Linked DNA regions of Mus musculus: region 2 is linked to region 1. A link is a loop called in an ENCODE intact Hi-C map of the cell type or tissue named here. Cell type or tissue: heart. All regions are shown on one strand. Links, peaks and the distances in the headings refer to the core of each region. The heading gives the core; the rest is flanking DNA.

Region 1 (16,608 bases), core at 4,123-12,122:
TATTTATTTTCAGTAAATTAACATGGTTAAGAGTGCCTACCTCTTTCTGCCTGACACTGGACCACAGACATTTGCTCCTATCATGTCATCCTGCACACTCAACAGACTGCAAGCTGCCAAATATCCCCTTTACACACGACTTTAGACACAAGCTTGTGTCAGAAAATGAACCCAATTTCTCGAGTTATTTCCTTAGGGTTGTTTCCTTTCTTCTAGGGCTGCAGAAAGGAGTGCTTAACTGATAATTTTAATCCTAACAACCATAAAACATACGCTCTCACAGAAAGTTATGGACGTTTGCAGATAGACTCCTGTGAGCCGATGTAAGAGTAGTCTTCATAACTCAAATTCTTTACACACAGCACTTTGCAACGAAATTAGCCAAATAGAGAGAAACAAAACAGTTTTCAAGTTTTATACTAGGGTTATTTTTAACTTCTGATTTTTTAAAAAAAAAAACAGAAAAGAAACAGCATTTGGAATGGAGCTGGGGCTGAGTTTAAAACTACCCTTGTAAAGATCTGTTATTGAGCTAATCTCACCAAGAAAATTTATAAAGCTTTTAATGCATATAGGTAAAAAAAACTTAACTCCTCAGATCAATCAGACCATTCTTTCCACAAACTATTGATATTTATACTAAAAGTTTGAGAAAAAAAAAACCATAATCTGCTTGGAACATCCAAAAGCCTGTCGCTCAGTTTGATGAGGCAAGCCAGCAGAGGTGTTTGCAAAAAGCTTGTCAGTGGGGGGTTTTTCTTCTTAAAACTGCTCAGACTTCAGGTTATGCTTCACAAATATCATAGTTGCCAAACACCCAGGAGAGAATTCAAAATCAAGTCTACATAAAACAGCAGCTTATTCAAAAACTAGTTGGCTAGAGCACATAATGAATTAGACATTTCCACTGAACAAAATGACACAGAACACACTGCAGGCATCGATGAAAGCAAAATAAAACCCTCCAAATAATACACATCTCACAAGCCCTCAGAATCTTTTTTTTCAAAATCCTATAGACAAAAAGAAAAGAGAAAAGAAAGAAAGGAAGGAAGGAAGGAAGGAAGGAAGGAAGGAAGGAAGGAAGGAAGGAAGAAAGAAAGAAAGAAAGAAAGAAAGAAAGAAAGAAAGAAAGAAAGAAAGAAAGAAAGAAAGAAAGAAAGAAAAGAGAGTGGCAATCTCATGGCTGCGATTTCATGGAAAGAAGTTTGCACCTCTCCAATGAAGCTTTATGGGTTAAAACACTCTAGAAACTTCCATAACATTGAAAGAAACTTTGCTGGTTTTCTCAGCAAAATGTCTCAGAGGAATTCTACTTGGCTACTAACTGCACCAGGGAAGGAGCAAGCAGCCTGATTCCAGCCATTAAGAATCCTAGGGGACATCAGATAATGAGAACACTTACCTGGTCTCCTTTAAAGCTCCAGCATCCAGATTCATCCTTTAATAAGGCAAATCTGGGTACCCCAGAGAAAGAAAGACAGGGAGAGAGAGAGAGAGAGAGAGAGAGAGAGAGAGAAAGGAAAGAACCAACCACCCTTCAAGGCTGGCTGGGAGTGTGCAAACCCCAGCTGACACTCTGCTTCCCTCTCCTGGGGCTCTCTGCCTAAGAGGCTGCATAGAAACCCAGCCCGGTGCCAAATCTTAATCTCTTTGCAGAATCTCACGTGGAGCCGCCTCACCTCTTCCATCAGTGCAAGGACACTTCCTGCCGTACTTCTTTCTGCAACCATTCATCACCACAAGGACTGAGCAAAGGAGGCTCAGTCTCAGCTGGTGGAGAAGAATCCTGCAGCATGCAGGGTGATGAGTGTTTACGTTAGCCGAAACGAAGTGATGTAAGATTCAGAATCGAGGGAGGGCTGAGACCCAGAGACAGAGCAGTCAAGACCTACCAGGAAATACAATTTCTCCACTGAAGTGAGGGGTGAGGGGGACTTACCCTTGAGTTATATTAATTTGGCCTCTTGTTTTGGGGTTCATTTGAATTGTTCTGGTCTCAAGTATATCATAGTTCCTAAACAGAAATGGGAAACTCAACTATTCATACGCTCAGTCAAACAATAATAGGAAATAGCAGCAAGCAAAGCCTAGTATATTGATGTACAAAGAACATAGTGTCCAGGTAGTGATGATACAAGCAGAATATCAGAGCCCAAGGACAGCAATGCCTTCAAAAAAGCGGCATCTCCTGGGAATGGCAGTGTTTGCTAAAGTCAACATTCTACTTCTTTCCTGTGTCTGTTAATAATCGAGGAAACTCAGGGATAGAGTTCCTAATCCTCTGTGTATTTGGGGGGGGGGGTGCGATGCGGAGGGGGGGGTTGGGGGTGATGGGATTTACAAATGTGTATGTGGAAGCATGGAGACCAGAGGTCAGCTTCAGATGGTGTCCCTCAGGCACTATGCAGATCCTTGTTCCTTGGGACAGGGTCTCTCACTGGGACCTGGTGCTTGCCAATGAAGCTAGGCTGGCTGCCCTCAAGCCCCAAGGACCTGCCTGTCTCTGCCTCCCCACCCCTGGGATGACAAGTACTGTGCTTTGCTTTTTCATGTGTATGCTGGGGCTAAACTCAGATTCCCATGCCTTCTCAGGGCTTTACCTGCTGAGTTACCTCCCTCCCCGCTGTGACTCTGCTTCTGACGGACAGCCTCTATCCATCCGTTCAGGATGTTATCATCCTTGAGAAAGGTAGAACACCAGAGGTGAAGGGTCTCATGCTTCTGGATGAGAAAGAGCTTCGAGAGGGTAGGAAAGACCTGGTCCATATCATCTATCACCTGCTTGGAAGACCAGCTAAGATCTCACAGCTAGTAAGATATTAGCTTGAGATAACGGGGAAGCCATAGAGAGACTTTTTAAAAATGTGTCATTGATCATAATACTCAGTTTTAGAGAGCGCCCAGCACATGCCAGACAACATCACTTGTGTAGTAGCATTGCCTATAGCCTTCACAATGACTCTAAGAGTCGATACTGATGTTTCTGTTCTGCAGACGAACGAGCCGAAACTCAGAGAGGTACGGCAAGCTGCCGTGTGGTGGAAGCAAGCTGCCGTGTGGTGGAAGGACCAAGTGTGTCTGACCAGTGTCTTGGCCACCACCCTGTACTGTTCCTGCCAGCTTCGTGAGAGACACAACCGTGGCGTGCTTTGTACTCTGTAAAGGGACAGGGTAACTTCACAAAGATGTGGGAAGTGTGTGCTAACTTCTCCCCAAATGCAGACTTCAAGTCCTTGTTATTCGGAAGCTTCCTGGCTCAGTGTTCTTGACCTGTGAACAAGGAAGCCAGGGCTTCCAAAGGTAGAGAAATCAGAAGCCACATAAAATGCTCTGTGCTGGTTCTCTTCTGTCACATGCCAACCAGCTGCATGACCCTGGTCGATCCACTTTTCTTTCTGGGTCTCAGTGACATTGGGATGGGCTCTAGAGTTTATTCAGCATAATCCTCCCCTGGCTCTCGTCTCCTCCTCTCCACCCCATCTTTCCCCTCCTCTTTCGGTGCTACGGATGGAACCCAGGGCCTTGCACAATCTGAGCACACACTCCACTGCTGAGCTACACCCTCAGTCTTTCAGCTTGCGTGTACATGATTTCAAAAGAAGTGGTTGCTAAATAAATTTTTATTTTTTTAAAGATTGAATGCATGCACTATGTGAGGTTTCAGCCCAATGTGTCAATAATAATAACTGATTCCATTGAGGATTTGCATTAGGAGATGGAAAATTCTCACCTGTCAAGGAAGTGTTACTGTCCCATTACACAGATGAGGAAATTAAGGCCAGGGGAAATAACTGGCTACATAGATCAAACATTTGAGAAAGAGACACTGAAGCCAGGCCTGGGAGGTTCTAAAACCTACTACATTGCCCATTATCCCAAAAAAGTTCTTGTTAGAGCAATTCTGAGAGACCAACTTGAAAAGTTTCCTCAGAAATGAAATGTTCAATTTTAGTAAGTGTACATTTTTGGACATGTGGATGTATGGCCCTGGAACCCTCCCAAGGATTCCAAACTGTCAGGAAAGAGAGAGGCAGGAGGTAGAAGAGAAATTGGACACAGTGTTACCACGGAGAGAAAGCACCGTGAGAGTCAGTAAGAAATCACTTCAAAATGATCCAAATTACTGATAATTGGCTCAGCAGTGGTAAATATCCAACCTCAAAGAGTGGATGTAGTTCTGGCTCACAGGCAAGTCAATCAGAGGCAACTCTGGAGAACAAAGTGGGTCACCAAGTTGGCAATACCATTTTTGGTCACAAAGCTAGGTGTGGCTATAAAATAACACAGTGAGATGGTTTTTCCTGTGTGGCTCAGAGCAGCTGCAAAGGCAATTCCTAAAGGACGAGTCCAAAAAACCTGATTCGAGCAAGGACATAACCTCCAGGCTGAAGGTGGAGCCAGCCAGCAAGATCCAGAGGGACCAGGTTTCCCCAGCCTAGTAGCTGCCCACACTGGAAGCAGAGGCCCACATAATCGCCCTCCCTCCTGAGCATCCTATTCCAAGGTCTGATCAACTTGCTCAAGGCTATTCTCACAGTATCCATGAGCTTCTTGGCATGTGAGTGGTGGTGAGAGCTCCCGATAAATATTTGTTGACAGAGTGAAATAATTTTAAAAGCAGTCTAGTTTTTTTTTTAGTTGTCATGTTACTTAAGTCACACCGAGACATCTGCATGTTGGATCTGACTAGCTTTGCGGTTGAGCAATATGACCAAATTAAGGCTGCACCTTAATAAATGCCAGTTTATCTTCAGCCATGCCATAGATCAGCCTGGCCATGACTGTCCACTATAGTGTGCTACATACCCATGTGGCCAGTTCTGCATTGAGAGCTAAGAAGGATGAGCATAGGGTACCTACCTAACATACTACCACCCAGGAGCTGGTTAAGTCTTGCAATCAAAGGGGCTGACTGGTTCTTCCATTACTACCGATCCTGGAACCCAGGCACCCCTGTGGAATGTCAATGAACATATAGAATGCTCTATAGTCAACGTGACCTCCTAACATGCCTAAGTCTGCAAGATCTTGGGATACCCCAGCAAGCATAGGCCTACCACACACATACTACAAAGTGGGATGATGTCTCTGAAATCCCAAAGGCTCCTAAGACCAGCAGAACCACATCAGTTCAGAGCAGGTCTCAGGACAGTCAACAAGGATCTCCCAGACCTCTGTAGGCATAGGTTCCTCGTTCCTTTCTTCTCTTTGTTCTTGGTTGCTGGACAATATCTTCCTGCTAGTAAGATTCCAAAGAATGAGGGAATTTGGGGCGATCTAAGCTGACTTCCCCCCTCCTATCCCCCTCTACTGAATAGAGATGGTATCTCACTGGCTGCAAATCCTTGCTGAACTCCTTAAGTGAGCTGCCATACTTTCTTCATTTTTAAACAAAAGCAATTAAACGATTCCTCGGCACAAGGTTGTTATATGTAAACACGGACACAAAAAAAGCTTAGAACCACACCTGGTGCCCGGGTAGGCCCCTAGCAATCTAGCTGTTATTATAGCATTCCTGGAAAGAGAAGAGACACCAGACTGTGGGTGCCGAGTGCAGTAAAGAGGTGAGTTCCTACAGGTCTATACTGATTTACAGTGTCACTCTGCAGGAATAGTTGATCTTACTTATGGCATGAAAAAAGCTTGGTACAGCTTCTATATTAAAGTACACAAACAATACCTATTTCTAAGACAGATTTTGAGGCCTGAGTTGTTTGAGGAAACCCGCCATTAGGGACCACCGCGTTCAGCCCTGAGGTGCTTAGCAGATGGAATGCTAAGCTAAACAACCCAAGGTGTAGCCCTGAAACTGTCCAGCTGGAATCAACGGCAGGATTCACGCAGAATTGTGGACAGTTTTCTTGGCACTGGGTTTATAAACTGAGAGTCTCCAGAACCAGGGAACATAATGGACAGCCTGACCCACACTGACACCCATCTTCAGTAAAGGACACTGAAACATCTTTCCTTTAGTCCAGACTAATACTTTGGGTGCTTGTATTAGTGTATCGCAGGGCAACTGTTACCCCAATCACCTGCTCTTGTAGAAGAATAAATAGCCCACAGGGCATAGGGGACAGTAGTCTGAGAATAGAGACTCAGCTTGCTGTCCAGTGCTTTTGAGACAGAGTCTCTCTACATAGCTCAGGTTGCCCTAGAACTCTATGTAGACCAGGCTCATTTTGAATTTAAGAGGTCTGCCTGCCTCTGCCTCTGAAGTACTGGGGTTAAAGGCATGCGCTACCACTCAGAGCTCTGCATTATGGATGGCAGTGGCTTCTTGTGCAAATGCACTGCTCATCTCAAGTCCAGCCTTACAAGGTCGTGTGTTTGACCTGCTTCTAGTCTTAAAAGCTTCTTGCATACCCCACAGAGTTCCAAGCATCTTCACAGACAGTCTCCTTCATCTTTCCAACATGCTGAACTTTTGTTATAAAGGCAGGATTTGAACCCCACTGTGGACCTTACAGCCCAGGGTCCTAACTACAAACCCCTCAGTTCCCCGGGGGACAATGAAAGTCTGGGAGGTAGAAACAAGGACTGTTAGCCAATCGTGTTAGTGCCTAGGCTCTGTCTGAGGAGTTCATTTTCTGAGGCCAACATTTGGCAAATACCTTGCAAACTGTGCTTGGATTTTTTTGTTGTTGTTTGGTTGGTTTTGGAGGCATAGCCCAAGCACTGCCATCATAGGTGGGATCTACCACATCTAGTTTGTATGTGATTATTGTGACGTCCTAAGATTGCCACCTGGAAAGGTTATTTTAAAATGGGGACACTTGTTTAATTGTGGTACCCTGATGGTGTCATTAAGACTCCCAAAATATATTCTCATTCCATATTTATGAGTCAAATGCTTCCAGCTAGTCACTGGACACTAGGGTTTACCACAATGAAGTCAGAAAGAAGATCAGGGGAGGACAGTAAAGAACACATGGACTGCCCAGGCCCTGGGCTCCTGCTCCTGCTCCTGCCCCTGGGTCTTTCCTCTGCTAGAGAGTAGCACTGGGCAAAATGGTTAACTTCCCTGGCTCCATGGGGCATTAAATGTGATAATATTTTCAGAGCTGTTCAGAAATGTGACAGTCACATGCTATAAGCTGAATAACAATCAGCTAACAATGATAGCAGATACCTATTTTATGTATGAGAATACCAATTCGTGGGCTATCCGAATACAGATTTGTGTGTTATCAGTAATGATGAATGTTAAACATTTGAAGCAGTTTTCTATATAGCATGATTCTATTTTATCCAAATACGCTCTTCTTGGCTGGGAGAGAAGCTGGGTTGGGGGTGGGGGAAAGGGAGAGCAGGTACATCCCAGGTATGCCTGAGGCCCTTAGTTTGATACTAAGGCTGCCGAGCAGCGTGTGTGTGTGTATGTGTGTGTGTGTGTGTGTGTGTGTGTGCATGTTACATTAACTTTTTATTTATAATTCAATCTTTTAAAATTTCATTTTCTGTCTATGAGTGTTTGCTTATATGTATATTTGTACACCACATGTATACCTGGGGCCCACCAAGGCCAGAAGAGGGTATAAAATCCTCTGGAACTGGAGTTACAGACAGTTATAAGTTGGCATTTGAACTCACAGCCTCCTTAAAAGTAGCCAATGTTCTTAACTGCTGAGCTATGTCTTCATTCCCTCTTCTTTTTTTTTCTTTTTTTTTAAATTAGGTATTTTCTTCATTTACATTTCCAATGGTATCCCAAAAGTCCCCCATGCCCTTCCCCCCACTCCCACTTCTTGGCCCTGACACACCCTCTTCTTACAACTTTAAAGTACAGCACTCAATCAAGCCAGAGAACCAAAAAAGCCACCCAGCCAAAGTTTCAGCCTTTGTGCTTCATACAGAATTGCTGTTGTGTATTTGTTCCCCGGTTCCCCACTGGCTTTCCCACGGTGCTCTGTAGTTTCCGGTGGGTAAGCTGTGCACCGCTTTTGCTAAATTTATTACTAAAATATTGAGTTATTTTTGATGATGTTGTCCATGGAACTAAAAAAATACCTCCTAAAATGTCATTTCTAGGTAGTTCATTGATAATGTCTAGAGCTATAATTATTACAAATGTTACTTCAGCCAATGTTTTTTTTACAGATGGGTATAAATAACATTCATTCCAGAAACATATTATGAGCACCTATTGTTTTAGGTACTGTTCACAATAAAGAATAATCTTTCCCTCAAGGAGGCGGAATTTGCCTAGAATAACGCAGATCATGCAAAATCAGTTCCCACCACTGAGAAGACCCTAATGAGTGCAGCCCACCTGTAGCCCAATGCCCTAACGTTTCCCTCCAGTCTCTGAATCAGGACATGCTGGGTAGTCCCTTAGCGACTATTCTATTTCCATCTCGTGCCCACTGTGAAATGCACAGCTGGACAGGTTTTCTTCGCTTCTGTTGCTAGGAAGCTTAAGGCTGTGTTTCGGTCAAACTAAGAAACGACTCTAAGGAAGAATTATTAATTTGCCACATGTGTACTCCGTTTGCCCTGATTTTAGCATATCTGCGGCCTTGTTTTATGCCTGCCTTTGTAAGCTGCTCCTGCGTTTTTATGATCAGAGGCTGGGAAGGTTGTGAAGGACAGAGGTAAGGGAGAAGGGAGGGAGGGAGGGAGGGAGGGAGGGAGGGAGGGAGGGAGGGAGGGAGGGAGGGAGGGAGAAGGGAGGGAGGGAGGGAGGGAGGGAGGGAGGGAGACATTTCTATTCATTCTCAGAATGTTAACGCTATGAAGATCCGTTGTTTCTGAGTTTCCACTGAGATGTGATTACATTACCTGAGTGAATGCTTACACCAACTGGAATAAGTATGACTCCATACTTAATAAGATTCTCTGATCTACTTTTGGCAGGTCTAAATTAAACAATGTCTATTAGTTTTGTTCAGACTAACTGCAAGTGCTTCTCTGGCATCAATTCCATAACATTTCCCCCTCCTTATTAGCAACAGAATCTGGGCGCAAGCAGGCAAGGTGAGAAGGGTTAGCTCCTCCCACGTCAGCAGTGACCGAGGGGCATAAACAGCTAAACTCTGACATGGCTCAGATGGGTTTTCATTCAGACTGTGTTATTGATCCATTAGCTGTGTGGTTCTGCAATGTGGTTCTAGTCACATCATCTGTAAAGCTGAGATAACATCCACATTGCTATGACTGATTCGGTGAGAGTTAGCCAAAGCTGAGGACGTGTGTATTTAATATTAATGTTGGAGACAGTGGGCAAAGCAATAAGACAAGAAAACACACACACACACAAGCAAGTTGTTCCACTACAGCAAAGGCAGAAATAGAGCCAATCAATTTGGGAATCAAAATAAATTTCTATCCAACTATAAAAGTACATTCCAGATAAATGAAAGGTTGTGGTGTGAAAAGAAAACCTTTAAAAATGTTTTTAGAATATCTTTATTGCTGTAGGATAAGGCAGAAATTCTTGACACTCACATGCACACATATACGTATTTATGACAAATGCCATAAAGAAAAAGTAAATGGATTTTAAATATCTACTATGTGTGTGTGTATAAACAAATATAGGAAACAAGTTATGCGCTGGCTGGAAGTAGCTATCTGAATATAGGAGGCAAAGGAATAATCAAAATATTCAGATACTTTTACAAACCCAATAGTAAAATCAATCAAACAGGTAATGGACAAAGAAACAATTTGCTGAAGCAGGTCATATAACTAATAAATATGAAAAATGTTCAACCTTAGTAGTAGACAGGAAAAACAAGAAGGAAATTGTATTTCCCACCTGCAAGCAAAATAAAATGTTGTTTCCTATTGCTATCTGACTAGGGGCCTCCCCATAGCCCACCTAGAAATTGTCTGAATAATGGTTTGCCCAGGTGGGAGGGAGAAGAGTAAGGAATGGGTCTCCTAGCAGCTCTATATCAGTATTATTTCCTGAAAAGTTGTGCTTGCTTTTTTTGTTTTGTTTTGTTTTCTGACAAATGAAAAACATTGACACTTGTAAGTCTAAGCAGTGGTACTTAGTTGTTGGCTCTAAGTTTCTGTTTTTCCTGTAGGCTCAAAAATTCCCAATGAGTAAACATAAGTAAACAAGAACAACAAAAAAACAAAATAACAACTTTGTGTCTAGAGAAGCACCTGTAGATGTCAGTTTTGTTTTGTTGTTGTTTGTTTCTTTGTTTGTTTTTGAGTAAGCTGGCTAGGGCAAAGATGAGAAGAAGCAGACTACCCTGGAGAAGTGTGTGCCGGCCAGTAGACGGGATTGGAGAATAATGCGAAGAAACACTTTAGAGACACCTGTGGTTATTACTATTAATATTATATTACTAATATGTTATTAATATTACATAATATAATGTATTATAGATTATATAATGAATTATAATATACAACATAATATAAAATATAAATATTACATTATATAAGAAAACATATTAATAAAATAAATTACTATGAATAAAATCTAGAGGTAGAGGGACAGTTGAGAATCCAGAGATACACAGCACTTTCTTGTTCATGCCTCACACAAAGACTGACTGGAACTTTGGAATACCCAGATCATTTTTCGTCTGACTTTAACCGAATGCCCAACCAACCCCACAAGCGTGAGCCACTCATGGAATTGTTGCAGCTGATAGTCACAGTGAAGGGGAGGGCTGAGCTGGCCTAAAGCCTTCTCTTGTGGGTATGAACTAAAATTAAACACAGGGTTTAAACGGGTGTTGCCAGGAAGAGAATCTTGGTAAGAGATCAAAGGTAGTGTGTTTATGTCTTCCTTAAAGACCAAAGAACCCAACATAACTCCCAAGGCTGAAGGGCCCTAACCAAGCAAAGGGAGAACAGAGTTGAGCTAGCTGTACACACTTCATACCTGGTATTCCCGGTCACTGACGTAACATCAATGGTGTACTTGTTTGAAAACACATCAGTAGACTGAGTTTCATGAGATAGTGGATGAGCCCCTGAAGACTCTACTGAAGACAGGAATGCCCTTTGCTTATGGTTTCTGGAGACACCCCTAAAGCTAGAAGGCAAGAGAATGCACAAAGCTGCTACACACACACACACACACACACACACACACACACACACACATACACACACACAGACAGAGGCATGCACGCATACCCACAAGTACATGCACACACATGCATGTGCGTGCACGCCCAGACACACACACACACACACACACACACACACACACACACACACACGGGGGTGGGGGGGGGTACTCACAATTAGAGATTATATTTGGCTTGGGCAAGGGATTTTTCATTTTTCTGGAAAGTTCTTGGATTGGCTCTGTTGTAGAGAACTGAAGATAATATTTTTTACACCTGCCGCTTTCGTAATGGAAACTGACAGTTCCAGCAGCTTCTTGGGATTAAACCAAGAGAAATAAATATATCTGGGAGCTCTCCTTAATATCACATCAGATGCAGGCTCCAGGGGGACACTGATGTTTTCTCATTTCAAATAACGCTCAGCACTGGAGTCTGGGGTGGCAGAGCTTAGTAACCTCAGATTTGCTCCAGTGACTTTATTTTAGTATTCTGATAAAAATATCTACTCCACTCAAGTGAAATTTGATGACTCCCCTCAAGTCCAAGGACAATCTCTTGAAAGAAAATACAGCTTGGAATAATTTTTATTCCTCCCCCCAAAAAAGAGTTAATAGCCACCAATACAGAAATACTGAAACTGTCTGCCCCGGGGTGAGTGTTTTGGAAATCACATGTAGTGATACACCCCCACAGAACTACAGCCTGGGGTTCTGACTTGTCCCAGACAGATAACATACCCAAGTAAGTCTGTTCCAAAAAAGCTCATTTTCTTAAAAATAAGACTACCTTCCACAGAAGTCAGGAACTTTTGAAGACCAGATTTGGAAAAAGTATTAAATATGAAACATGATAAGTACTCAATATGTCCTAGGCCTTACCAACTTTTAAATAAGAAAGAGACAATGTTCAATATGTCGTTTGTGGGGCTTGGGGGATACTGTTAATTTGCATGGAAAACCATAAGACAGTGGCAAGAGTGGAGATCTAGAAACTTTACCATCACCTTCTGAACAATGGATTAAACTGATCTCCAAAGGGCGACTGTTCTGTTTTGTTTATTATAGAGCTGGAGACCTAATCTAGGGCCTGGTACATGCTAAGCAGATGCTGTACCAGGGAACCAGGTCCCCAGCCTGAGGGGGTTTGAAATGCTGAAAGTCACTAACATCACTCGTGTGTGCTCGTTTCTACACGCGAGGGTTCTAGGGACTAAATCCTGCAGAGCAGTGCTATGCTAAATTCCTGGGAAAATGTTTCAACATAAATTGACTTATCTCATAATGGCGTTTATCAAAAACTTCAAAATCTATAAGATTTGCTTTTCAATTAAAAAAAGTATATATGTCTCAAGGGCCTGTATATTGTCTAATTATCCCTCAAGAGACAGAGGTGACAACCCCCAGCACAAACCGTTAATGTTTTAAATAAGGTTTAAATGTCCTTAAGTTAATTAAGGAGACCCGTAAGCTTGCACACTGACAGGAATAAAGAGGTTTGTATCCACTCTGATTAAGGTCTGCCACCACAATCCTTGTTTACTATGAACTTTAAACACCTCTGCTTCGAGTTCTTTTGATTTTGGAAACTGGTTGAGAGATCTGTGATGTATGGAATGTGAATATAATTTTTATTACTGTTATCATGTTTGTGTGTGTGCATGTGTGCAGTGTACACACACTACGGAGTGTATGTGGAGGTCAGGGGACAACTTTTGGGAGTGGGTTGCTGAGATCACACTCGGGAGGTCAGGCTTGTGCGTCTCTATCGCCAGAGCCACTCAACAGCCCATCATTCCCTTTTCTTTTTTAACTTAAAAATGAAGTCTTTATCCACAGACATTTTGTCTTTGCATCTTCATCTTCCAGAAATGAAGTCTCAGAAAGCGCAAACATGTAAGGCATGGAAATTCTTAGCTGTAGGGAACTGACCTACATACTGTAGGAGGATTAGCAACTTCCCCCTGCTCACTAGATATGAGTACATAGTGCCTGTCAGCTCATGTCGCCAGATGTTGCCCAAGTGCCAACCCAGGGTCAAACCACCGGAGCTGAAAGGAACCAGCTAACACTAATAATATTCAAGGGTGCTTCTATGCCGTAAGCATGTGCAGCTCGGCAGCTATAACATGGTTTAAAAATATCAGTGCATGGTAAACACATGTGCATAGAAAGAGTTTGAATGTCTATGTAAAGTATTATTCAGGAATACAACTGGACAAGAGGAGACCAGGTGTCCCTTTATTCTTTATCCACTCATATACTCTTTTAGCTGTTTTCTTCTCAAAGCCACACTTTCTAGAAATGACATGACATACAAACTTGTGGGAAGACTGTGTTCCCAGGGCAGCAGCTTACAATGGAGGACAAAGTCTTTAGAAAATGACCTTGGTTAGCACAAAGAAAGCCCCTACTTGGCAGTGTCCAGCAACGCTCACAAGATTCTACAGCTGCCAAAGGCTGCTCCCGGCTCCCTGGCCTCTAAGAGGTTAAAACCATCATCAGAGCATGACGCCAGGGGTGTGGGGGGTGGGGGGAGGGAGTTTGCTCAGGTTTGACAGCCATCCTCTCACTGTAGCTTTTCCTAAGGATTTTCTGTTGCTTCTCCTCCCCCTCCTTTTGCTCCGAGGGAGAGACTCCAGCAATCCTTCTAGGACTCGCTGAAACATTCAGTTCTATTTCCATCTACTGGTAGGAAAAAAGAAAACAGTGCACTGCCCTGCGGATGAGGCAGCAGGACCCTCAGATCCAGAGCTCCCCTGGGCACCTCTTTTATGGGACTCTCCCGGGCAGAAATGGTAGCAGTTTAGCATGTAGGTGGAGAACTATAGGCTCTAGGGTCTGAAGGATGTGGATTCTGCTTTCAGACTTTACCACTGACCAGCCAGTGACATCAAGCATCCCATTTACCCTCCCTGAACAGCTGTTTCCTCTCCCATAGAGCCAGGTCCTAATGCCTCTATCTCATAGTGCCTCTGGGGGAAAAAATCTAAATAATTGAGAGTTTAGCTTGATTCAGGAAGTGGACACCAACTCTTCTTGCCACACAGTAAGTGCACTGGCTTGCACCCAGTTACAATATGAGGCAAAAAGTGATGTTTCAGAGGAAAGGAACTTTTGATAGCAGGATACAGGCTCAGTGTGGCCCTTCATCCTAGGTCATGATGCAGGTCCTTCCACATGCCTGGTCTCTCCCATTTCCCTCAGGAAGAGGATATCACCTGCTGTCCTAACAGAAATGCCAGCATATTTGTCCCATGACATGCCATGTTTCCAGTCAGAGGCCCCAAGTACTCCCTTTACTCAAGGGAAGGTAGACTCTGCTAGAAACAGCTGGATACCATTGCTGTTATCACTGCAAGAGCCAGAGCCAGGGTTAAAGTCAGAACAAGCTGTCACCTTTCCACATGAATGGCTCCCCAATATGGATTTGCCATCTAATTTTACACCAATTATATTTTCTCAAGTAAAGCAGCATGAAGAGCAATTCCTAGGAAGAGAAGATAAACGCCAGCATCCCAGAGCTGTAAAGATAATTTGCTGCTTCTGTGTGTCATTACCATCCACCATTGGGAAAGGATGTCACTGTCTCCTACACTGTGGTGGACAATGATAGAACAGGCTCAGGCTGCCCTGAAGGGTCTCTGAGTCTAGCTGGAGAAGATGGCCGGTCCCCAAATCATTAGCATCCAGCAAAAGTGAGCTCAAAACCACACAATACAGCATTCTGGGGAAAGGCAGACTTCAGAAATGAGGATGGGGTTTGGGAACTCTGTGTGTGTGTGTGTGTGTGTGTGTGTGTGTGTGTGTGTGTGTGTGTGTGTGAGAGAGAGAGAGAGAGAGAGAGAAGTGGGGGCTCAGGCGAACATGTGCCACTTGCTAGTACCCACTGAGCCATCTTGTCAGCCTTGTTTCCAGTTATTCTCCCTCCCCGGCCCCTCGCCACCCCTGGTCCGAAACCAAATATATTTTTTATTGAATATTTTCTTTATTTATGTTTCAAATGTTTTCCCCTTTCCAGGTCTTCCCTTCAGAAACCCTCTATCCAATCCCTCCCCCTGCCTCTATGAGGGTGCTCCCCCACCCACCCACACACTCTAGTTTTTCCGCCCTGGCATTCCCCTATACACTGGGGCATCAAATAACCTCAGGACCAAGGGTCACTCCTCCCACTGATGTTCAACAAGGCCATCCTCTGCCACACATGTGGCCAGAGCCATTGTTCCCAGTTCTTAAAGGATAAGATTTAGGCCAAGAGGAGAAAGGAGAAAGGGGCAAGGGAAAAAATGAGATTCACAGGGGACAAGAAGAGAGGCCAGGAAAGGCAGCACTCATATTATCCTAAAGGAAAACAGTGTGTACAGCAGACCCCACGATCTCAAGGGACACATTTTCTACTTGATAAGAAAGGACTAGAAATTGTTAATATAATTGCTTCACTTGGTATTTTGAAAAGCATCCTTTCGGAAAATCAATGCTAAGTTCTGAAAAAAGTAGAACTGATTGATGCAAAATTGTGATCTGAAGAATCGAAGCAATTAGCCTGGGGTAAATGGGCCAAATGTCATCTCCCAAAGAAGATCACTGTGAAGCAGACATGCTAAGAGGATGCTCTTATGTTGTAGTCAAATAATTATATTATGCTGTTATAACGCTCATTTCAAGTTTTCATTCAACAAAGTGACACATAAAATGGTTTTACTTAAAGTAAAACCTGACCAGGTTGACTAAAACCAGGACATAAAACAAAGGGATCTTGGGTTGCATGTCAGCCCCAACAGGCAGGTTAACATGGTAAAAATGCTATAGGATGAAGACGATAGTATTATGATTTGTTAGAGTAATATCTGCTGTGGGTGAGGTACGCAGACCACAGCATCAAATATGCCCAGGAGTGCCACCCCTGACTTAAAACCTTCAAGGGAGTGAGCAGAAAGAGTCGGTGAACTGAAACAGTTGGCTGGCTCCTCTTCATCGAGTGGTGGAAATTTCTGGCATGTACTGTCCTCTTCACAGTCCCCTATCCACTCTTTCTGTATTTCTGTCTCCCCTAGGCACATCTCCGTTTCTGACTTCCTTCTGTCCATCGTCTGAGAGCTAACACAAGACCCACTTTCCTTGACGCCACTCAGGATAAGCACCCATCCTCACTGAGCTCTGCTCGACTTCAGGCATAGCACGCACATACCTACAAGGCAGTTATTTGTAAATAAGACCGTATTCGCTCAGAGAAAATGCAATATAAATACTGTTTGGCATCCTCAGCTACTGCATAGAAATAAATGCAATGCTATGAGAGAAGCATACCGTCCATTTAAAGATAAACTGTCATTGTGAACTGCTTGGGAGTAAAGGGAGGTCCTCTCAGAAAATGCTCAGTCATGCCAGGCAGTGGTGGCGCACGCCTTTAATCCCAGCACTTGGGAGGCAGAGGCAGGTGAATTTCTGAGTTTGAGGCAAGCCTGGTCTACAGAGTGAGTTCCAGGACAGCCAGAGCTATACAGAGAAACCCTGTCTCGAAAAACCAGAAAGAAAGAAAGAAAGAAAGAAAGAAAGAAAGAAAGAAA
Region 2 (16,608 bases), core at 4,988-12,987, 67 kb before region 1:
TCACTCTACAGCTGAATATTGAGACTATCACAGTCTAGACACAGACACCGGGAGACAAAGTAACTCCAAATTGCGATTCTCTGCTCAAGTAAAAGGTACCTATACTTTCTGTGGAAATTCAGGAGAGTCAGTATTCAAAATTTATTCCTTTATATTTATTTTAAATGTATGTGGGCGTGAGTGTGCTCCATACCACACACGTGGAGGTCAGAGGGCAACTTGCAGGAGTCAGTTCTCTCCTTCTGCCATGTGAGTCCCAGGGATTGAACTCAGGTAACCAGGTTTGATGGCACGCACCTTTACCTGCTGAGCCATCTCACCGTCTCCCAGGAGATTCCATATTATCATCCAGATTTGACTCCCAAGAGCTGTAGCTCAGATAAGGTAACATAAGCAGTAAGTCAGAGCTGACCTCTGAACAGGATCTATTTGCCTTCAAATCCCATGTCTTCATTATTCAGCATGCTGTCACCTTGACATCCCAGTTTATAGACGCATTACAAGAGATTTGGGTGAGTGTGAAGCAATTTGTTTGTCACATTACTTGGAGGGATCAGATAAAATGACCTCTTTGAGTGTGGCCCAGAAGGTAGGCTTCTCTCCCTCAGCCTGAAGTGTCTCTTCAATTGTAGTGCTGTAGCCTGCAGACACTCAGGTGGGCCCTTTGTGAATTCATAGGAATTCCCCATGTTTTAAGTCAGAACTGTCTAAAGTATGTGATACAGGATTTATACAAAGCATAACATAGATTAATAATTTACAGGAAATAGTGGGTTCAAACAAAGGTAAAGATATTTTACTCACTTTATTTTTTTCATTTTTTTAGAGAAATTATATCTTTTTAAAATATTTTTATTAGGTATTTTCCTCATTTACATTTCCAATGCTATCCCAAAAGTCCCCCATACCCTCCCCCCCACTCCCCTACCCACCCACTCCCACTTTTTGGCCCTGGCGTTCCCCTGTACTGGGGCATATAAAGTTTGCATGTCCAATGGGCCTCTCTTTCCAGTGATGGCCGACTAGGCCATCTTTTGATACATATGCAGCTAGAGTCAAGAGCTCTGGGGTACTGGTTAGTTCATAATGTTGTTTCACCTATAGGGTTACAGATCCCTTTAGCTTCTTGGGTACTTTCTCTAGCTCCTCCACTGGGGGCCCTGTGATCCATTAATTTTTTTAATATTAAACTATTTTTAGATTCTAAGGAAGGCTGTTCTGTACGAGCAGTGATCTTTTCTTATTTACTAAATCCTAATATCAGAGTGCTTAGAATTAGACTAGAACACGGTAGGCACGTAGTAAATGAACAGACAAATTTGACATCATTTTTCTTGCATCCATTAAGAGGTACTGTTCAACTTGAAGGCCGGCCTCTAATCACTGAGCACGCAAACGATGGCTCCTTAGTGTAGAGAGGCAGAGTGCTCAGCCAGAAGCCAGAATCTTCAGGTTCTAACTCACCCTTTTGCTAATTCCAGAGCTGACTGCTGATAAGCTAGATTCTTGGGTCTTTGGCACAACCACATGGCTCCAACCTTATACAGAGTAAGAGCTGTGGTATCTCCCTGTCACCCGAGCAATGGTTTCCTCCCAGTGTGATGGCATTACTCTGGAACTGTGATGACCACGTGAAGCATAGAAGGAAAAAACAAACTCATTCTCTTTCATTAAGAAATAACAACCGCCGGGCATGGTGGCGCACGCCTTTGATCCCAGCACTCGGGAGGCAGAGGCAGGCGGATTTCTGAGTTCGAGGCCAGCCTGGTCTACAAAGTGAGTTCCAGGACAGCCAGGGCTTTACAGAGAGACCCTATCTCAAAAAACCAAACCAAACCAAACCAAACCAAACCAAACCAAACCAAACCAAACCAAACAAACAAACAAACAAACAAACAAACAAACAAAAAAACAAATGAAAAAAATAAACCAAAACAAAAAAAAGAAATAACAACCACTCTGCAAAGTGGAAGTGGCTGGTGTTCTTGAACCTCAGCTTGAGGTACTTGGGCGAGATTTTGTGCTAAACAAGTTACTGTTTTCTGTCATGCAACCCCTATAGGCTTGGAGATTTTCAAAATGTACTAGACGGAGAGTAACTCCTGGGACACACTCATAAGTGTAGATCATCCCCTGGGTCTTTCTGCCTGATTCAGATTCTTGTAGATTGCCCCGGGGAATGGTCCTAGCAGACAAAGTCTCGTTGGTGATCACCAGAGAGGAAGGAGAGAGCGGAGTGCTCTCTGAGGATGCTGAAGCTTTTTGGAGTAACAGCTCACAAAAGAAAGGTTTGGCCTGGACTTCTCATCCCCCAAGGCAAGGAGCAACTTAGATAGATGATGAGACCCAGAAATCTAAATGCGCACATACTTGTTTCTTCCTGAGCACACCCATATTCTGGTACTTCCTTGTTTTCTACAATGATACCCTATCTCTTAAAATAGGCTTCACCCGTGAGGGACAAACTACTGTCTCCTGAGCAGGCACAGCCACTCTCCCCTGCCTTCTGCACACAGATTCCCAGACGCCCAGGAGAAGTTCTTGGAACCATAAACTTCAGAAAATCTGAAGGCCCTGGCTAACCCGTTGTAGACAGCTGAGGGTAATGAGACACCGTGAAGAGACACTGATCCCTCTGTAAAGGATGTGGAGACAGACAGCAAGGTTGAGGGCTGCTGGTGATAGCACATCATATTCCCTGTGGGGATTATTAAAGGGTTTGAGAAATCCTGCAGTTAAGAAAAGAGCTTCTTGGTTCTAGAGAGGTAGCTCAGCAGTTAAGAGGACCCGTTGCTCTTCCAGAGGATCCGAGTTCAGTTCCGACTACCCACACGCCAGCTCACAATGGAACCTAACTCCAGTGGGTTCTAATGCACCATTCTGACCTCATTGAGCACCAAGCACACACATGGTACACACACAGATATGCAAGCAAAACAATCATTCAAACAAACTTTAGATAAACGTGGGTTGGGAAGGTGTAGTGTTAGGGAGTGTGTGCTAACCAAGATGGTAGCACTTTCTATAATAGTGATTAAAGCATAGCCACTCAGGATACTCTTGGCTTGGCTATGCTGGGAGCATGAAGGTCCTTGCACCCACAGATCACCAGGGAAACCAGGAATGCTAAGCATGCAGATTGCCCTTTCAAAAGAAGGGATGCAAAACCTGTTTTTCCACCCAGAGAGCTGGGAATTGGAGGTGATTTATAGCCTTGTGATCTGTGTTATCTGTAGGGCCAGCAGGACCAGAGGTAGCTAATAGTCTAAATGATCCTTACTTTATCTGTTTAGACAGAGGTTACCCCAAGCTCCCACAACCAGGACCAGAGATGGCTAATAGCCTACACGATCTCTATGTTATCTGTGTGACTGAAACCATGCCAGATCCTGCCAGAGGCCTCTCTTGGAAGAAGTGACATGTATTTTAAGTTGAGTTTCAATGTTATTATGCCTTTTAGTGCACCAGGGATTGTAGTACACCAGGACACTTTCCCCACACTGTACTGTTTTTAAATATGCTGGCAACCAACTGCCTGACGTCAGACTCTCAACGTTTAATTCAGCCTGACAAAGTCAAGCTGGACCAAGTTTTCATTTTCACCTCTTTATGGTTCATTTCTCTGCCTGTCACGGTGCTTACAGGGAATGCACCTCAAATAATAGCTACTCGCTCTAGCGCTCCCTTTCCAAATATTAATATTATTAGCATTACATAACAGGCTTTATTCTCATAGAAAACATGTACTGTGTGGTAATCTCCATTCCATAGACTATGGAACAGGAAATATTAAGCCATTTTCTTAAAGATAACAGTGCTCTAAAGAGATGGGGTTAAAATGTTAACCTTGTTCTAACTCTGGAAATACGCCCATTTCACACCAATCATTTTGAGGGATCTTTTGCAGAGGAGACATAGTCTCCTGATTTTCTATGAAGTGAATTTCTCTCTCTCTCTCTCTCTCTCTCTCTCTCTCTCTCTCTCTCTCTCTCTCTCTCTCTGTGTGTGTGTGTGTGTGTGTGTCTGTCTGTCTGTCTGTCTGTCTATCTCTCTCTTCCTCCCTCCCTCCCTCCTGGGTAAGAAGTGGAGTTGGAGAGTTAGATTTCTCCTTATAGAGTCTGAAGTTAGAAGGCATTCTCTCTCTCTAATCTCCAACCACAACTTTAAAGGACATATGAAGAAACCCCAGGAGACCCTGTTTATGACTTTGCTTCTGAAACTCTATCATTCCCACTCTGTCAATAGCTGGGAGCTAGCTATGCATGGCTTGGAAGGCAAGTCAAGATGAGTCAAGATTGTAGGCATGTCTCCTTAGCCATTTTAATTCTAGTACTTTATCTAACATATATTCTTGCAAAAACATAGACTGAGGTAAATTAATCTGTATTGAAATGGAAAGTTTTTCATGAGTTTACATGAAAAAAGAAAACATAAAACAATAAATGCGATGTCATTGAGGGGCAGAGAGATTTGTAATGGTAGGCCTAGGTTTTCATATCTGTCCAGGACACAGAGTTCTGTTCTGCTTAGTTTAGTTTTTTGTTTTTTTGAAATAATGTACAAATAACAGTATTTAAAAAAACACATTAAAATGTTTCTGGAAATTTTATCCATAGAACAAAACTCCAATATTCTCACAATCAAAAAACAGGCTCAGTTTTTGGGGTGTTCATATTTTTCCAATAAATATTGGTGGGGATGGAGAGATAGTGCAGTTAAGAGCATGTGTTGCTCTTTCTTAGGACCTAGGTTCAGTTCCCAACCTCCCCCCATGGCAGCTTGCAACAGTCTGTAACTTCAGTGCCCAGGATCCAGTACCCTCCTCTGACCTTCCCAGGTACTAGGCACACACGGTGCAGAGAATATGGGCTGGCAAAACACTAATACATTAAATGATTGACTAAATTTTCCTTTTGAAAAGTAGTTATTTGACTTATGGAAGAAAGCAGGAAAACCTTCTTGTATAGACTCTATTTTTAACTCTGAAAAACTGAGTGAATTTCATAAACAGTTACTTTATTTTAAAAAGCTAAATATCAGGTTCTCAGTTGCAGTATCTAATGGCGCACTTCCAATTATATAAAATGAGGCACAGAAAGAAGGACATTGATTTCTTTTTAGAAAAAAGTTAAAATTGTCTTAAAAACACCAACTCTCAGGCAGAGCTAGAAATTGCTTCTGTAGGGAAGTGACAGGCTTAGAGAAGGTTAGTAAATTGGTGTGAGTTTTCCCCATTACTTCTTGTTATTGGTTTTAGAGTAACAAAATCGATCTAACAAAGAAGGTGTCTGGCTTGTTTGCAGCCTCCCCTGACAAAGATGAATTCGTAAAATGAGTGAAGCATTATTACTTCCAAATCATAACTTAAAATAATCTCTAGGGGCTGCAGAGATAGCTTAGCGGTTGGGAGTACTGGCAGCTCTTCCAGAAGACTCAAGTTCGGTTCCCCCCACCATCTGTAACTCCAGCCCCAGGGGATCTGACATCCTCACATAGACATACATGTAGGCAAAAATACCAGTGCACATGAAAAAGATAATAGATAAATAAATAAATAAATAAATAAATAAATAAAATAATCTCTAGAATTAAAGTTAAAACATAGTTAAATGAAATTGTCTACTAGACAGAAAACCCTCAGAAAAAACTACTGGACAATATTCAATTCTAGGAAACATTCTGTTGACCCTGCTTTCTGACAAAATAATGCATGACTACAGAAAAGATAAAGACAATCAGGAACAGAATTAAAATCACCAATATTTCACTCACTAAAATTTCTACTAATGTATATTTTTTAAAGATTTATTTATTTTATGTATATGAGTACACTGTAGCTATCTTCAGACATACCAGAAGAGGGCAGCAGATCTCACTACGGATAGATGGTTGTGAGCCACCATGTGGTGGCTGGGAATTGAACTCAGGACCTCTGGAAGACTAGTCAATGCTCTTAATCACTGAACTATCTTTCCAGCTCTCTCCTAATATTTTTGCTGTGACTTTTCACACACACACACACACACACACACACACACACACACTGAGAGACAGAGACAGAGAGAAAGAGACAGAGAGAGACTATAAAATTAGGATATGAAAACATAATTTTTTTCTAACATAAAAATCCCCACACATTATGCATTTCTTTAACCCTAAACCTAATCTTATCTTTATTTTTAAAAGGCTCTTTAACAGTCCATGCTGTTTGTAGATGATAACATATATTTTTCATAACCCTGTGACAAGCATTCTGCTTGTGTTTATTATATTCCATGTCACAGTGAAAGAGGAAAAATGCCCATGTAGACTGAGAACTCCCTGTTCTAGTACTGCCTTGGTGTACTGCATGACTCTATCTAAACATGGAATCATGGCATCTCTGAATATAGTAGATTCACTTCTCTTTTCCAGTCTGGATTCCTTCTACCTCATAGTCTCATGTCGTTTCCCTGTATGGGAACCTCCAGTACAACGTTAGAGTGGGACTATCTGTTTGGGCATTTTCCATCACTATGCATAGACTTAGCTGAGCAGTTTATATAGATGTACCAGCTTGAAGATGTTTCCATGTATGCACATGCATGTACACACACACACACACACACACACACACACACACACACACACACACACACGAGGAAAGGATGTTAGAGTTTGTCAGATGCTTCCTCTGTGGCTATTGGAAGGATGTGGGTTTGTCTATTATTTTACTGATAAGCATACTAAATGGGTTGGAGTTCATGCTCAAGTTTGCACTTATTTTGATCTGACAACACTATGTGTTTAATTTTGATCAGAGAAGAACGTTTATTTTCTATTTGAAATTTTGGCTCTAACTTAGCCTTGGTGTTAGATAAAAAGAGAGGACCAATTTAGATGTAACAGTAACCATGTCTTCAAGTCACAAACAATCTGATATTTTGAAAACATTTGAGTTTTGAAAAAGGAATACACACATATTTATATTAATGCAAAAACCCCTCTTTATCATCATTGTGATCATACTCATATTTTCAGCCTGTGACAGTGAGTAGCAGTTAAAAATCGCTCTACAGAATAAAGGTAAACTATGATTATTGTTTCTGACTTAGAACAAACAGACCACTGCAGAAATAAGTCAATGTCACTTAATGAGAAAAATGCATAAGGACCTAGAGACATTATTGCTTTCCCCCAGAAGGCTGAAAGAATGGCGCTGATAACATAGCTCTTGCTGACATTTGAAAGCCTCCCACTCAGCTAAGCACTACGCTTCTTATTTGCAAAAATTAAGGCATCTTAATCTTACCAAGGGAGGGTAACATTCCATCTTATAGCTGAGCAAAGTCAGAGAGCACCAGCTAATTGTCCAAATAGCCATAGGTAGTGAGAAGAACCTGAAATCTAAGCTAGATGTTGGTGGCTCCAAAGTCCGTGCTCTTAACCATTTCTCAGGATTTGGGCACCAGAATTTAACTTATCTGCAAACTCAAGATTATTCATTCCTCCTTCTGAACAGAAATGGTAACAAAGCAACTAGAAGGCATACTATGTGAATTCAACCTAGATAATATAAATGTGCTAGTCATGGGCAGAGACTATTTTATATTTAAATTATGCAGCCAGTGTGTTCATGATTATGCTTGATGATTTAAGCAAAGGCTTTTTACTGACAAAGCTAAATTCCACTTAAATAGAAAAAGAACGGCTATTAAGAAAAAGCGAAAAAAAAAGTGGCCGATGATATATTTGGGAACCTCAAGCTGGACGCACTCAGATCATCATATGGTTGTTGCATGGAGGAAGCTTGGGGCTCTACAGCTTCATGCTTAACATCATGTGCTTTGCTTGAGTTCTAGGTCAGACCACTATATTACTGTGGCTTCTTACTTACTCCATGGCCATAATACGAAATTCTGGGCCACCTTGCTGCTCCTCAGCCTGAGTTTGTAGTCCTTAGTCCTTCCTTTATCACAGTCTTTTCCTAAGAGGGCTCACCATAAGTTGTAACCATCACAGCTAAACAAATGGCTTACAAATATACAACTCTGATTTTGAACTTCTTACTGTGACCAAATCTGGACATTCCAGCCTCTCAGAGTTAAGGCAATCAAATTCCATCTAGATTTCATTTACAAAATAAATCCAACAGCTTCATTTTCTCAGACTCCAAGGCCCAGACGCATTTCTTATTTCTTCTTCTAGGTCCTGGGCCATGTTTGTGATTATCCATTAACCTCTAGTCTCAAGGGCTGGTCCTTTCTCTTCGGCGGCCTCAGCTTTCCCCTAACTTCCACCTGCATGAGTTTATATCAGCTGCTGATTGTTCTATGCTACAAAAGAATAAGGGAAATATTATAAATTCACTAGATCAAAGTGTAGTGGCTCAGAAAGGCCATTTGGTCCTGTGAGATGATGTCCCTGATGGCAACGCCAGGCAGGAGGAGGCTGGAGACCAGCCCAGTGGACTGTGTAAAGAAAACAACACCATTTATACAAGTCTGGGAGAGGCCTCACACTTCCTTCCTGGGGTCAGTTTTTTTCTGATTTGGTATAAAACAGCCATCGGACCTGAAAAGACAGCTGTTGGCTTTGTTCTTTGGGGCTCAAGCAGAACACACAAGAACAGTGTTGGCTCCTCCAGCTGGATGTGGACAGTCCGGGTTGCCAGCATCTGGTGTCTGTGAGTCCCTGCTGGCCAGCAGCCACTGCTCACTGTGCAAGCCAGGGCTGAAAGCCCAAGAGTCCTGGCACCTCTGATTGCTACAGATGCCTCCATCTACTGGAATCCTCCTAAGGTTCCATGTCAAGTAAAGAGTGCTCATGGGTATAGACTCTAAGACAGGATGGACCCAAGTTCAAATCCTGTTTGTCCACTTCCGAGTTCTTTAGCCCTATCATCAAGCTCTTTGGGTAGAGATGTTTATCTGGAAACTTCTTGTGGCTCCTCGCTTAGAGTGCAAAATATCACCAGGAGAATGGTACATGTCAACATTCTTGAGCTCTTCACATCTACCGATGTATCTTGTGTGTGTGTATGTAGGGTGGAATACACACTGCCCAAGGGTTCAAAGACCTGGAGACCTCCATGGGTTCAATGGAAAGGTTCTGGAAGGGTCATGACAGTTATGACAGTTATATCAGGGATTCTTCTCAGCCAGCTTAGACTTTCCACGGCTGTCATAGTTAGAGTTTTACTGCTGTGAACAGACACCACGACCAAGGCAATCCTTATAAGAACAGCATTTAATTGGGGCTGGCTTACAGGTTCAAAGTTCAGTCCAGTATCATCAAGGCGGGAACATGGCAGCATTCCAGTAGGCATGGTGCAGGAGGAGTGGAGAGGTCTACATCTTCACCTGAAGGCTGCTAGCCTTTAAGAGAAGATTGGCTTCCAGGTAGCTAGGATGAGGTCTTAAAGCACACCCACCCACAGTGACACACCTACTCCAACAGGGGCACACCTACTCCAACAAGGCCACACCTCCAAATAGTGCCACTCCCTGGGCCAAGCATATGCAAACCATGACATTCCACTCCCTGGCCCCCATAGGCTTGTTCAAACATATGAGTCTATGGGAACCATACCTAAACATAACATAATTAAAAATACATTTTGTTCAACTTTAAAAGTCCCCATAGTCTATAGCAGTCTCAACAATGTTAAAAGTCCAAAGGTCAAAGTCTCTTCTGAGATTCATTCAATCACTTAACCGTAATCCTCAAAGCAAGACAGGAAACCAGCTGGTCAAACTCCAAACTCTGCATCCCAATGTCTAATGTCAAAGTGGTTTTCAGATCTCCAACTCCTTTGTCATCTTTGTTGATGCAACAAACTTCTTTCCCCTGGGCTGGTTCCACTGCCTGTTAGCAGCTTTCCTCAGCAGATAGTCCATGGCTCTGGCATCTTGAACATCGTGGTGTCTCCAAGGCAATTTCAGTGTTACAGCTTCTTGTTTCAATGTCTGGGATGCACAAATGATCTGGGCTCCTCCAAAGGGTTGATATCAGTTCTGTAGCTCTGCCCTCTGCTCTGAGCTCGGGTTGATCCACTGGTGCTGCTGTTCTTGATCACCCAATGGTACTGGCATCTCAAATACAATGGGGTTTCCATGACAACTAGGCTTCATCAATAGCCTCTCATTGGCTCTCTTCATGGAGCCAAGCCTCAACTCCTTTGCATGACTCCTTCAGCCCTGGGCCATCAACTACAACTGAGGCTGCACCTTCACCAGTGGACTTCCATGCCAAGCCTGAGATGTTCTTCATGACTTCTTCATGCCTTCAAAACCAGTACCACCTGGGTGACTCTAACACATTACCAAGTATAGCTGCAGCATAAGGTATAATTTTGGCTATCTCTGGAACTAGCTTCTTTGTACTCTCAGAAAACACTTCCCAGAAGATTTTACCTCAGTGATGCTGGTTTCTTCTTTTCCACTAATTTCTTAGCTCCAGTTAATCAGTATAATTGTCCCAGCAGTCTCTTCTCTTTTTCACTCTAAAGCCAGAGCCACATGGCCAAAGCTGCTGAGTTCTGCTGCTTGCAGAAGGTGGAACATGGCCCCCTTGTTCTATTACATTATCACTAGCTTTCTGTTTTCCAATTCCTTCACTGCCTAAGCTGGGATATCCTAGATCTTGCTCTAAAAATTGACCTCAAACTCAGAGACTTACATGTCTATCTCCTGGGATTAAAGGTGTATACCACTATCCCTGGATTTGAGCTTTTCTTCACCTAGAATTTAGCTCTGTCTCAGGCTGGCCTTAAACTCAGAGATCTGCTTAGCTTTATCTCCTGAGAATAAAGGTGTGTACCACCATGCCTGGATCTAAACTGAGCTGGGTAGGATCTTGCCCCAAAGTACCATTCCCTTAATCTGTTATCTCCTAGAACACAGGATTCAGCTCCAATTTACTTCCTAATGTCCTTTTAATACTCAAACCATATATTTTATATTTTTCCTTTCTCAGCTTGCTACACTTGCTTAAAATGCTTTCATGAGACTTAACCAGAGAACAAAGTCTATGATGGGAGTTTTGAGACTTCTTTGTCAATGCAATTAATCTGAATCTCTTCACCTTAGCGTCAGGTAGACTCCAGATAAGGGCAAAAAGCAGACACATTCTTCACCAAAAATACTACAAAAACAGTCTCTAGGTCATGTACTGAAATTCTTCTTCACTGAAACCTCTTGGCAAGGTCTGCACAATTCAAATCTCAGTAATAGTGTTCCATATTTTTACTAGGATAGCCCATTAAGCCCCATTTAAAGAATTCCACTGCTTTCCAAATCCAAAGTCCCAAAATGCATACTCTTCCAACAAAAGCATGGTCAGGCCTATCACAGCAAAACCCTAGTCCCTGGTAGCAACTTATGTCTCAGTTAGGATTTTGCTGCTATGAACAGACACCAGGAACAAGGCAACTCTTATAAGAATAACATTTAATTGGGGCTGGCTTACAGGTGCAGAAGTTCAGTCCATTATCATCAAGGCGGGAACATGGCAGCATCCAGGCAGGCATGGTGCAGGAGCTGAGAGTTCTACATCTTCATCTGCTGGCCTCTAAGAGAAGACTGACTTCCAGGCACCTAGGACGTGGGTCTGATAGTCCACACCCACAGTAACACACCTACTCCAACAGGGCCACACCTTCTATTAGTGCCATTGAGAGTGAGAAATACCACGCACAGTCATCTAAAATAGGGGAACCTACTAAGCCTAACTACAGGCCTTCAGATTGTAGACTGGAACAATCCAGTTTGGAGCAAGAAGAGAATAACTTTGAGAAACAGGGCTCAAAGATATCAGGTCTTTTTCCTTTTTTTTCAGGCTCTTTTAATAGTGTTTTAGGGACACCAACTTCAAGTGTGAAAGTTTTAGTTTCAGTCACATCACTAGGTTGTTCTGAGAATGACACAGAACATAACTGAAATAGCACAGCGACCAGGCCAATAATGGAAGGGTTGCATGCTTCCGTGTGAACCCCAGCCAGGTGACCCTAGACCCTGGGCACATGTTAATATTCACTTGTGTAAGCACATGAGAGTCGGAAAAGGATGAAGCAGCTCATTAATACACACTAGTTATGTGGCTCCCTCATTCCACTGAAGTGTAAGTTATTCACTGGGCACATGCTTCTTTTATGGGGATTTCCCTTTTGAGAGAGAGAGAGAGAGAGAGAGAGAGAGAGAGAGATCACACACAGTCTAGGGGGACCTACTAAGCCTTATAGGACTTCAGATTGTGGGCTGGAACAATTCAGTTTGGAGAAGAGAGTAACTGAGTAACAAGGCTCGAAGATATGCTTAGAGATGTAAACATAAAAGTCACCAGGAGATTATATATTTTCTGACAGCTGATCAATACAATGTAGTTACTGTGATCTTTTGCCCTGAAGGGACTCATCTCACAGCTCTGATTTCTCTATTCGATAATAATCCACTAGAACTTGGATTGTGTTTCGTAGTTGCTGACTGTAGACCCTGGGCATTGAAGAGTAACTCCAAATACTTCATCAGCACAGGGAATTTGAAATGTTTTAAAGTAGATCATGAAACTGAGACTGAGGGATTGGTGCCACAGGCAAGGGAGAAAAGATTACAGTTGTGCAATGAAGTGGCATAAACAAGTCAATATTATCATTGAGAGATTCTATTGCAAACATCAAAAAGGCATCTCCTGACTCTTGATGCCTCAGGTGAAGTCAAAGACTTGCCAGCTCTGGGACTGCATTTCCAGTTACAAGATGGTTGGTGTTCGTAAGGCACTGAGAACAGTGAATGGCAGATGGTGCCCCAGTCAATAAATGGTAGGTATATTGTTTGATTTGGGTTTAAGAGTCTGTGCTCTTGATTAGCTTAGATGAAAGGTTCAAAAGCTGAGTCGAGTGAAGTGGGTTAAGACACCACAACAAACTGATGATGTCACCTTCTGGGCTCACTATTAGACCCCACTGTAGAGCAGAATAGACACAGACATAGGGACCAAAGACCCAGAGTCCTCTGTGGGGTAAGTTAGTAGGTTCCAGAAGGGACAAGGCAGTCATGGCAGCCACTTAGGCAGATTCTTCTCAGACAGCTTATATACGTACAGTCTGAAGCAGGGAGGAGAAGAGCTGAAGTTTGACAAATGAGCTCCACTCACAAGGCTGGGTCTGTGAGTCGGGTTTTGATAAGGTGGTCTCTGGAATCTGAGCTTTCTGGAACATGTCTGCTTCAGTGAATCTACGTGTCATGGTCTCTCCCCTTTCCTTCTTCCCTTTCACTGGTCTTCTCCTATCCCATCTTCCCATTCTCCCTGCCTTCCAAGTGTTCTTTCGTTTTATAGGAAATGGAATTTCTCCCTTAAAATTGCCATCGTCCTCAGGGCTGAGTCAGAGCAGGATCACACAGACATGCACCCCCTGAGTTCTCTGGGAAGATGGAGAGACCTAGGGCAGGGAAAGTTCTGACCATGGCTGATACCCCTTGGAATTGTGGAAGGTCCTGCTATGGATGGGAGAAACGGACCCTGAAGGTAAGATCCAGGAAGGGTGGCTATCTTAAATCCCTGTCCTGAGGTTTGCCATGGCCTAGTGCCCAACCACTGTTCCAGAGACCTCCCCCCAAGCCCTCTATGTTCCTTCCCTGCTATCCCCATTCCTGAGACTCATCCTACCACTAAAGCTTTCCTTGTGCTATTTCTAAATGCAGGAAGAGAGGACTTAAGTGATCTTCCCAGATCACTCTATGAATGTACTTGGAAGTCTCATCATATCTCACTTTAAAAAAATGCTTACAAATATATTTGTTTTTAAATTTTAAATTATTTTTAAAGTTAGCACACAAAGTAAAAACTCTCATTATGACATTTCACATATTTACATATGATCATTGTACTTAAGTACATTAATATATATATATATAATTATATAATATAATATAATATAATATAATTATATAATATATACCACATATGGCACATATATATCATGTATATATACCATTATACTTTGTTCTAATTAATTCCGCTCCTCCACTGACTCCTGCCTCCTGCTCTCTCTTATTGGTCCTCTTCCTCTCGCCCCAAAAGTCCCTCCTCTACATTCATGTCATGTGTATTTTATTACTTTTTCTTTCCCCCTAAACCCTACATTCTTAACTACTGATCTTTGCTTTGGTGTCATCACACAACAACATAGTCACTTGTTCACGTAGTCATTTCTGTCAACTAAATTACCAGTTCCAGGAGTTGAGAAGAATGTTTTTCTCTTCTGTTTCATCCTTAGCTAAAAAGAGTCTGAGCAGATAGATGTAGGTATTTCCCATAATTGTAACACCCATCTCCTGCAGGTAAATCAGAGTTAAATAAGGGCTGAATGTAGCTCTAGAATAATTCAAACCATGTTCCTGTGAGCTCTGGGTCTGTAGCCATTGAGGGCTCAGTTTGGAGCTGCTCTGTGCCCTGTTTCCTATTTAAATGTCTCATCTCTACCTTTTGATGAGTCATAAACATCAGGACATTATTTTCATTTTTACCAGCTCCCTCTAAGGTTCGCAAACAGTGCTTAACACAGTCTAGAGCTCACAGCAGGCAGGAAAGTGACTATTTATTGATGAAACAAGTCTCCAAACTGCCTGTCCAGTTTTCTCTTCTTCTCTTTTTAAAAATGGGGTGAACAGATTCTAAAGAAACTATACATAAAGTTTCTCTCCGCTGTGCATATAGAAAACTAACCTATAAACCTGGGAAAAGTGACAAAGGGTCTTGACAATAGAAATAGAGGTTGGGATTGTAGCAAAACTCCATCCATGGAAAATGTGAATGCTCTCTGGAGCCTTTCCAACCTTGGAATTTGTATCACAATTCCACTAGGTCTAATCTAGTTTTAACACCCCACTTTCACAAAGGGGGAAAAAAGTATATATTATTGGTTCAGAGTTCCAAGTATCCATGGGTTGGCAAGGAGGATGTTACAATATTTCAAAGGACGGAGTGAAACACACATTCTCAACAGACTCAGGCCGAAAGACTGAAACAAGATGTTAACCCACTCAAAGACCCTGGAGGCTCCAGCCTTTCCCCTTGGATAGCTCTGCAAGGCATCCAGCGAATTCCAATTTGGGCAGGGGTTTGTTTATTCTGCTTGGTTCAAGTCAGGGTTACAGATCCCTAATGGTTTTAGCGTCCCTAAAGGTTTTCCACATTTGGGCAAGATCTATGCTTTATGTCAGTCCCAAGGAGATTTTGCTCCCAGATGCTTTGCTGAGGCAGATAAGCTAGAAGCACGCAGATGTACTCAGAGTAGATGCTATTGGCACAGATGCGGATTTTTTTTTCTTCACAAGAGTGCCATGTTGTAGTAAAATGCCCCGTTCTTAAACCAGCTGTATTTTTCATTATATTTCATTTTTCCCCCAGTGGTGCTGAATTTTCTAAACTAGTCCTTTTTTTGCAACCACTGCTCCACGCCAACTCAAACTAAGAGGGCTCACATTGACTCTTACATCTTCCTTCTGAGCACACCCAATCCTAATGCAGGAATAATTGGGATTGCAATGGTAATGCTTCTCCTCACAGGGGTTGCCACTCAGGCTCTAGGTCACAGGCCACTCACTGTTGGTAGGACTTCCCTAAAATCCAATGTGCAAAAGGCTGCATGGGCTCTCTAAGGCATTAGGGCCAAGTTTTTTTTCTCACTCTTTGCTGTGTAGCCTCATCAGTCAGCCAAATGGCTCTTCCCTCTCGCTGTGACACTGGGCCACTTCCTCAGGTTCTGTACACATTATCCCCTCACAATCTCACACATCTTCTTCTGGATCTCCAGGGAGCCTGTATGTGCAAACCTGTGTCAAGACAACTTTCCCATGTGTATGGTTTGTCTCCTTTTTGCCCCAACTCCTGGTCTAACTTCCTGAATCCTGGAACTGAAGCACTCCCCAGCACAAGAGACAACCACGACGTAATGTAAGACTCGACAAATGTGGCTGTCTGCAGGGCTAGGCAGGTATGAAATTGAGCAGCAGCAGGTGTGAAAATGAGGCTGATGTGTTTTGTACATGAGTTAGCACCTGCTGACCAGGCCAAGCAGGGATAATGGCACTGGGTTGCCAGAAGAGTTAGAAAGCTACTTGTTAATAAAAAAGTTTTCCAGTTTTGAAAATATAGCAGCTGTCAAAGCAAAACACGCAGGCCCTAGATTTGACCTACTAAGAATAAATTTGCTTCCCTGATGCAGTTAGGGCTGGTCCAAATAAAACTGATGGACTCAAAGCCACCAGTGGGTGTGGGCTGGAAGATTGTCTTAGTCTCGTTTCCTGTTGTTCTCTGGGTCCTCTGGAAGAGAAGTGAGTGCTCTTAACCACTGAGCCATCCTTCCAGTTCCTGGCACTCTACGTTTTAAAAGTGCCCCCCCTTCCCCTCTCTCTCCTCCATGTGTGTAATTGTGTGTAGTGCCTGAGGAGGGCACAGCAGGTATTGGTTCCTGCATAGTTGGAGTCACAGGCAGTTATTCTATAGTTGGAATCACAGGCAGTTATTCTTTTCATTTAAAAAAATTGATTTAAAATTTAGCTTTGAGGGTTAAGACAGAATTTCCAACAATTTCTCAGATAGTCCTAAACATATCCTGCTATTGTATAG

The links. A loop is a pair of places that touch in the nucleus more often than their neighbours do. Peaks named below come from ENCODE experiments on the same cell type or tissue, not always from the same donor. Only the 100,000 strongest peaks of a DNase experiment are listed, where the experiment ranks them.
Region 2: a loop joins it to region 1, with 2.0 times the contacts of the local background. A loop is called at or near these places in 5 of 42 quality-filtered maps.

Annotation. Positions count from the first base shown.
Region 1 is chr19:38,563,973-38,580,580 of GRCm38, reverse strand. The region is part of intron 1 of Plce1 (phospholipase C, epsilon 1); the gene reads right to left. Among named protein-coding and RNA genes, the nearest start is that of Plce1, 48 kb to the right of the region's middle. In heart, for the core only: no CTCF peak of the experiment used is centred there; no DNase peak of the experiment used is centred there.
Region 2 is chr19:38,631,975-38,648,582 of GRCm38, reverse strand. The region is part of intron 2 of Plce1 (phospholipase C, epsilon 1); the gene reads right to left. Among named protein-coding and RNA genes, the nearest start is that of Plce1, 120 kb to the right of the region's middle. In heart, for the core only: a CTCF peak has its summit at 5,845 (motif pointing right); a DNase peak (open chromatin) is centred at 8,602.